Linked DNA regions of Homo sapiens: region 2 is linked to region 1. The links are chromatin contacts, found by Hi-C or POLR2A ChIA-PET in ENCODE. All regions are on one chromosome and are shown on one strand. Each heading gives the region's core, a stretch centred on a gene start or an enhancer-like site at or near the end of the contact. The rest is flanking DNA. Distances are from core to core; before and after follow the strand shown.

Evidence for each region. Hi-C counts contacts between places; a loop is a spot of excess contacts on that map. ChIA-PET counts read pairs that join two places held with the same protein, here RNA polymerase II (POLR2A). Pooled maps may share reads with other maps.
Region 2: a map with no recorded cell type shows a loop between it and region 1 (5-fold over the local background). The contact joins two enhancer-like sites. A Hi-C loop is called at or near these places in 1 of 37 single-sample maps with no recorded cell type and 2 of 50 pooled maps. POLR2A ChIA-PET finds 5 or more read pairs at or near these places in 1 of 52 experiments (IMR-90).

The regions. Positions count from the first base shown.
Region 1 is chr3:126,676,625-126,680,547 of GRCh38, forward strand. No RefSeq gene overlaps it. Among named protein-coding and RNA genes, the nearest start is that of TXNRD3, 23 kb to the left of the region's middle. RefSeq lists enhancers at 2,251-2,857, 2,373-2,472. Within about 2 kb of position 2,171, at least 2 of the 41 ENCODE cell types and tissues checked have a DNase peak (open chromatin) inside an H3K27ac peak, as active enhancers do.
Region 2 is chr3:127,133,725-127,137,830 of GRCh38, forward strand. No RefSeq gene overlaps it. Among named protein-coding and RNA genes, the nearest start is that of PRR23E, 57 kb to the right of the region's middle. Within about 2 kb of position 2,052, at least 8 of the 41 ENCODE cell types and tissues checked have a DNase peak (open chromatin) inside an H3K27ac peak, as active enhancers do.

The sequences.
Region 1 (3,923 bases), core at 921-3,420:
CTCAGGCTGCCAGAAGAAAGTGAGGACTGTCTCCAAATTTCTGGGGGAAAGGAATTTTGAACCTATACATCTAGGACAAGCCAATGTTTAAAGGCAAATAGATCTTTTCAGATCTGAAAGGACTCAAGGTTGACCTTGCACACATTTTGAGAAATTATTTGGGGTTTCTCTCCACCAAAAAGGGGATGCACCTTGAGGAAGGGCTCCAAGAAGAAAGTGAGTCCATCCCAGAAGGATAAGGAGTAGCAGTCCTTGGGTGACAGCCAAATAGCAGTTAGAGAGTGACTGATCCAAAGAGAAGGAGCGAATTGTCCAGGAACAAACCAGAGACTATAGAGCAGCCTCTCCTCCTTGGTGGGGGGAGTTTGCCCAGCAGAGCCTATCCTCAGCTTATTTCCAGGGTCTGCAAGGGTGACTTTCCAGCAGGCTGCCTTCCCAACACCCAGCCCCCAAGGGCAGATGGTGGAGAAATAACCCACAGACATGTAACTACCCAGATGGATGACCTTGATCAGGTCCAGGAACAGAAGAATGAAGGAAGAAGCAGAAGAAAGGAGGTGAGCAGGGGTACCAGTTAGCTGTTGCTGTGTGACAAAACACCCCAAGGCTCAGTAGGTTCAAATAACAACCGTGTAGTACTGCTCATGAGTCTGTGGGCTGGCAGGATGCTTCTGATCATCTGAGCCGGACTCAGCAGGGCTCACTTGGGTATCAGCTACACATCAGCATCTGGGATGGCTCCGCTGCTGCTGAGTGGTATCTTTCTGAGTGGCTAGCAGGCTAGCCCAGAGATCTGAAAGGAAGAGGAAGCATGCAATGGCTGTTACAGCCTAGCCTCAGAACCTGAATCCCCTTACTTCTGCCACATTCTGTGCACCAAAGTGAGTCACAGGCCAGCTCAGATCCAAGGGCTGAGAAATGCACTCTGCATCTTCTCAGGAGTTACTGCACAGTCACCGGGCTGAGGACACATATGCAAGGAGGGCTGCAAAACCATGGCCACTGTTGTAAACAACCTACCATGGGGACGGAAAATAAGGATTTTTTAAAGGTAGCAAAAAGTTACTTCTCTTACCACGTGGGATCTCTTTTCTTTTCTTTCCTTTATTTTTGTTCAAGACAGAGTCTCACTCTGTTGTCCAGCCTGGAGTGCAGTGATGCAATCACAGCTCGTTGGTGCCTCAAACTCCTGGGCTCAAGCAATCTTCCCACCTCAGCCTTCCAAGTAGCTAGAACTACAGGTACATGCTACTGCAACTGTCTGATTCTTTTTTTGTAGAGACAGGGTCTCACTATGTTGCCTAGACTGGTCTAGAACCCCTGGCCTTAAGCCATCCTTCTGTCTCAGCCTCCCAAAGCACTAGGATTATAAGCATGAGCCACTGCACCCAGCCAGATCTTTTTTTCCTCTGTGACCCGGGCAGAAATGGACCATTTTCCAGATGAGAAATCTAGACCTTCTGTGTGGTGCAGACATTGCCGTGTTCATTTCCCTATATTCCACATATAACGAAGTCTCTGGGTGGTCCCAGGCTGGAATCCAGTACATCGCTGGAGCAGAGCATTGGACGGGAAACTCTCCCACTGTGGCACGTGGTGGCAGCCGAGGTCTCCAACTGAGGCTGTCAAGGGAAGGAAGAGCTAGCTCCCCACCCGCGCCCGCTTCTTTGCTGAAGTTGATCTTTCCAGAAACCAAGCATGGAGGTTCTGAGGGTAATGGAAGTGCCTGCTCAGGCGGAAACTTAGAATTATGCCAGCTGCTCCCTTGGCTGCAAATGGAGACCTTAAGTCACCTTGGAACAGACTCGCCTTATTATCTCTGGAATCTCCTTAAATTGTATAAATGCAAGGCAGGCCGTCACTGCTTTTTTTGAGAAAGGGTGCAGATTGACCCTCGCTTTCTCTGACTTGGAAATGTCTGCCCTTCCAAAGAATCCTTAATACACAACGTCAGGGAGAAGGGGGTGGCAAATTCACCCAACGGCCAAGAGCCTGCCAGAAAAAAGGGATTTGGGACTCTGTTCCCTTCTTTTATTGGAGCCAGAGGCTCTCAGAGAGGCCCCCGGCGGGAAGGGTGGCCAGGCCCCAGAGTGTACCTCTCTGCAAGAGAAGGACAGAGTCTGGCTGGGGGTGGCCTGAGCAGCCGTGCAGCCTCGGGTTCTTAAACAGGGTGTGGCAGAGGCTCAGGCCCTGTGAGCAGCCAGGCATTCAAAGAGCTGTCGGCTTAGAGCCTCCCGGAAACACCTGCCTCTGGGGTTCTTGAACAACTTGCGCGGCCGGGAAGCTTGTACGCCCAAGATGCAGGATGCCTGTTAATCGGAGCAAGCGGGAGGACGAAAGGAAACCATGTGGCAGGAGATGGGCCCCTCTGTGTGCGCAGCTGGACTCGGCCCTTTGCTCGGATCCTAGCACTCATGACAGCTGGCCTCACGAAGAGGTCCTCTGGTTGGCCTCTGCCTCTCCGATTCCCGCACCCCTTAGAGCTAAGGCCTCTGGCACTCCTCTCTACGACCCCACGGTCCTTTCTCTGCACCACCCCACGGTCCTTTCTCTGCACCGCCCCCACCCCATCCCTGGGCACAGGGCCTGGCATCAGTAGAGGATTCTTGCGCGAATTCGGTGCACGCCGAAACATTCTACAGAACCCATTTCCACTTTCAGCTGCGTGGGCCCGGCAGGAACGCGCTCTTCCTCGCGGGCCAGGCAGGCAGCCCCTTGGGCTGGACGCAGGTACCTCCCCACAGGGCTTCTCAGAGCGCCAGATCGCAGCATGCACTTCTGAAGGCGGCCGCGAGGTGGCACTGCGGCTTCTTGGGAAACAGACAATGCGAGGTCTCCTTTCAGAGGATCTGGCCTGGGCTGCCCACTGACCCGCGCAGGCGACGGGGACGGGGCACGTGCCTCCCAGGCACTGTCAGTCGGCCACCCACAGGGACCCAGCACCTCCAGGGCCGGCCAGTCCTGCCCAGAGTGGTTCCCAGGGGAGCTGTGTTCCAGCTCGGTGCCTCCACCTCCAGGTCTTGATTTCCTCTTAAAATAAGGAGGATGACACAGATTACAAGGCAATGAATAAGAACACACTCTATGAACTATAAAGCCGGGCAGAAATGCCTGCTGTGGATGCAGGGATGAAGAGGGACAGGAGAACCCAACGCTGCTCTTAAGGAATGTCCTGGGGGCACGACTAAAACTCACCATGGGCCGAAGGCAGGGTGAGGCTTCGGAAGTGTGAGAGGCTCCGAAGGCATCCTCCTAAAAGGGAACCATAGAAACTAACAAAGCTAAGCGCTTTGCAGCTGGAACTCATTGAAGCCTCACATCTGCCTCTGATTCTCTGTAGATTCTCTACCTTAATTATCCCTATTTTACAGAAACTAAGGCCCAGGGAAGCTGTGACCTGGGGGAGCCCTCATGTTAGTGAGTGGGCAGGAGGGATGCAGAACTGGAAGTGGGGAGAGGCACTGGAGGGAGATGGGATGGAGTGAGAGAGGGCAGGAAGGTGAGAAGGATGCCTGCAGGAGGGAAGCAGGGGCAGCATGGGGCCCTCGGCAGCCCACAGCTTCTTTCCTTCTCCTCCCAGGAACTCCATCAAGGTCCCATAAAACTGGGGCCGGCACATTGGCCTCTCAGATTTGGTTACTATTCACTTGCAGAAACCACGTAACCTATAAGAATGCATTTTATTCCTCCACGGCAAAGGTATTGTCTGCTGGTAAAAGCTGCAGAGTAGTAGTTATTGGAGGTGCAACCGGTTTCTGCAAGTTCTGATATCTGGAGACAGATCAGAAACTAGGAGTCACTGGGAGCTGAGTAACTTGATTATTCCACTTCATGTGGTTTCAATTATACATTTATTTATCTCACAGCATTATTTGTGCTTCTCATCCTTCAAACGTGATGTGTGGAGCAGCTGAGAATTTTCC
Region 2 (4,106 bases), core at 802-3,301, 460 kb after region 1:
GGCCATCTGAATAATCCAGTATAATTTCCCAATCTCAAGATCCATAACTTAATCATACCTGCAAAGTCCCATTTGCCACAAAGGTGATATATTCTGGGGACTGGGACAGGGATATCGCTGGGGGTCATGATTCCACCTTCAACCATGTCCAGATAAAACCCTAGAACTCTGACCTTCCCTCCACCGGCTCTTCCCATTTCAGACATTGCTCCTGGCTGGCCTGACCTCCCCTCACCCTCACCAGCCCATCAGCAACATCTCTTGGCCCTCTCTCTGAAATACACCCAGGACCCAAACACTCACTCCTCTCACTGGCGCTGGCCCAGGCCTGCACAGCTTTCACCTGGGCTAATGAGCTAGCCTTTGTTGGCCTCCCTGCATTCCAGCTCCTGTCTCACTCAGGGTCAAAGCCAGGGCCTCAGAGTGGCCTGTCCAGCCTCACAGGGGGGGCCTCTGTGCCTTTTGGGCCTTCTTTTCAGCCCCCTCCCGTCCCCCACTGAATGGGGCAGGCAGCCCCTTGCTCCTGTCTGCGTGGTGCTCCTTCTGCCTGGAGCCCCTCACCTCCTTTCAAGGGGGCCTTCCTACTCCACCCCCACCGCTGCCTGCTGGCTTGGTCCCCTCCTTGCTCTGGGCTACTTTCGCCAGCATCGAGCTTCTCATGCATGTGTCCTCTGCTCACCGCCCATCTTTCCCATTAGAAGGAAAGTCTCATGAAGGCGGACTCTCCACCCGTGTTGTTTACCCGTGTATCCTGAGTGGCATTCAGCTCCACAACACGATGGAGGCTCAGCACACATTCACTGAACCGGTGAACCAGGGATGGACATCACCCGGGGCTCAGGGCAGCCAGATCTTCTCAGGGGAAGGCGGCCGGCACAGGCTTGCCTTCCTGGGAGGTGGAGTGAGGACAGGGCTTCCTGTGGGGAGGAGCTCAGTGAGTGGGATGGTGGCCCTCAGAGCTGGGCTTCTGCTGGGGTGGGGTCTGGACCCGGGGATGAGGTGAGACTGGAAGCAGGAGCTGGGAGAAGGAGGCTGCCCTAGGCAGCTGAGGAGGAGGGAGAACATGCTACAGGGCTGGGATATTGGGGGCTGGGGAGGGGCCTCTTCATGAGAGCTGTGCTGCCCATGGTGTGTGTGTGAACGGGTGCATGTGGGTGCCTGTGTGGACATGCCTGTTGGGGGGAGCGTCTGCTCATGGTGCCCACAGGCGTGCTTCTGGCAGTGTGTGTCTGGAGGTGTGATTTGTGTGCATGTGTGTGTCCTTGTATATTTATGGAGCATCTGTGTGTGTGCATGTGTGTCTGTGTCCATGTGCATATGTGCATTCATACATGAGTGTGTCTGAGTGTGCCTTGGTGTCTGGGAGTGAGCGCGTCACCATGCATCTTTCTATCTGGATGTCTGTGCACATGTATAAATGTGTGTGTGTCTGGAAGTAAGCATGTGAGTGAGTAAGAGTCTGCATGTCCTGCTGTGCCCCCGGGCTGGGCATCTGTATGTGGTGTGGTGGCTAGCCGTGCATGGTCATGTCTGGCCCCACGCGTGGCCCCGGAGGGTACACATTTGTGTCCATGCACGCGGTGCCTCTGCAGCCAGGCTGCAGCCAGGCCCTGCCAGCCCGCTCCCCTCCCGCGTCGGGCTGACGGCTGCCTGGGGCAGGTCTGAGGAGCCAGAGAACTCTTCGCGCTGTCACTGTTAGGGAAATCTGTGTCATCAGGCGCAGGACTGGAAAACAGCCAGCGCAGGGGGCCCTTGAGCCCGAGCCCTCCCCGCCCGCGCTGTCACCAGGGCCACGGGGCTCGGGTTAACTGATCGCAGGGAAAAACCCATTAAGCGCCTGCCTCTCCCAGTCATCCGTTATCGCGCGGACGGTCGCTCTTCTTCACGTAATTGGAGAAACTTTTCCCATTACCCGCTGTCTCTGCGAGGCGGCTCTCCCGCCCCCGCACCCTCCCCGCGGCCCCTCTGCCGTCACGCGGGTTCTTTTCCTCCTCCTTAAGAGGCTGACCTAATTTCCACTCTTTGTCATTTTCTCCCGACCAAACTCGGAGTCGGCTTTCTCCAGGAGCTGCTAGGAGCCTGGGCTCCCACTGAGCAATCCAGAGCAGCGTCTCCATTTCCTGGGCTCTCCAGGCCATCGCAGCCCCCGGCCCTGCCACGCACCGGCGCAGCCCCTGCACTCGGGCGGCCCTGCCTCGGCGGGATGAGTTCGTCCGAGGTGCATACAAGATGAGAAACAGAGCGCCGGGTTGCAGTGCCAGGCACCGAGCTGGGCTCCCCGAAGGCAGGCTCCAGTCCCTCTTCCCTGCTTCTTTCCGTGGGAAGGCAGAGCTGACTGTGGTTTCCAGAGGGGCAGCAGCAAAAACGAAAACATACTGTCCTCCTCCAGCGGCTGGGTCCTACCTGGGGAGGGCCTGTGTTCTTCACCAGCCTGGCCCCCAACCCCAGAGGGGAGCCCGGACAGAGGTTTTCTCTTGCTGCCTGGGTGCCTGAAGTTGGCAGATTGGCCTCCCAGGGACCTTGCTGCACCCTTGCCCCGCCTTGAGTCAGCCTCTGCACCTCTTAGCGTCCCTGGGAGGAACCCCCTCCCTGGCACCCATCGTGCGCACTGCGACCTGGACAATGCCCCAGCCAGCGTCAGTTCTGCTCCCTGTGAGAGGCACGGACCAGGCATGGTCCTGACTGCGGCTGGGTTCCCTGGGGTATGTGAGTGCCCGTGGGCCCCGTGGGAGGGGGTGTCCCACCCAGTGCCTCAGGCCTGGAAGCCAGGGTAGAGCCTCAGTGGACACAGCCTCATGGCAGAGGAGCTGCAGGAACGCCCTTGGACCTTTCTGCTTCCCGAGGGAGGCAGACTTATGGGGAACTGAGCTGGAGAGGGCCTCCATAGCTCAGTCCACACCCTGATGCCAGCCTCCCAGGAGGCTCTGGTGGGTGAGACCCGAGAGTGCAGGTTGCCAGCAATTTGGGAACTTTCCTGGGATTTCATTCAGCTTCTCCCTGACCTCCTAACCTGATTCCCTGACCCTCTGACCCCTACCTCCTGGACCTTAGGTAACCATTGCCACAATCCCTGCCCTGCAGACCTCCACACCAGCCTCTTTCCCCCCCTGTGCCCCGCCTCCCTGCACTGCCAGAATGTTGCTCCTGGCCCTGGGCTAGGAGATGGCTCTGGCCGTGTCCACTTGTGACTGGGTTCGCTAGTGCCCCTGGATTCTGTCCCTCTGGGGAGGGTCAGTCATGGTTCCTCTGTCCCCCAGCTCATCCTCACCTGGTGCCACCTGATGCCCATTGGCACCCACAGTTTCAGTCCTAAACTTGGAGCAGGAGGGCAGGCTGCCCCCTGTGGGTCCCAGCCCATTTGCAGATCGCTTATTCTCTTTGGAGAGTGGGTTTCTGCTTTGCTTTTTGACGTTTCTATTGACATCTAAGTTCCATGCAGTAAGCTTGCAATCTTTCATGCACCACATGGGTGACGTCATCCAGGCCCAGAGAGAGAACACTGCCTGCACCTGTGAGGTCACTTGTGGCACCGCTAGGGAAATATCTGCCACACAGGCCAACCACTATTCTGGCAGGAGGTTAGCGCTGCCTGCCCTTGACCTTCATGGATGCGGACGCAACCAATAGGAGCCCATTTGTATCTGGCCTCTCTCACCACACCTCATGCCTGCTCACAATGCCTAGCTGATAGCCAGCCTGTGCCAGGAGACCTCGGGGCTCCTCTGCTTCTGCAGGACGGGCTCAGTTGACTAGCATTGGGCACTTGGGAGGGCATCTGAAAAACATGCCATTGGGATGTCTCCACCACATCTCTCATAACCCCTCCTGGTGCTCAGAAACCCCCCCACCCCCACTGTCCACACTGATGGGCTGGTCCATCTAGCACTGGCCTCACATATGGCATTCCCCCTCAGGCACTGTGCCCCTGGGCCTGCTATGGGCCCACCACTCCTGCCCAGCTGGCCTGGCTTTCAGGTGCCGTGGATGCAGCCTCCTCAAACCCTCATCTCGGGCTCTGACTGACTCATGACCAGAGTCACTAATTTTGCCTTTCTAAATATTGACAACTGCGTGATGTGAGCTTTGACCAAGCAGAACAGACACGG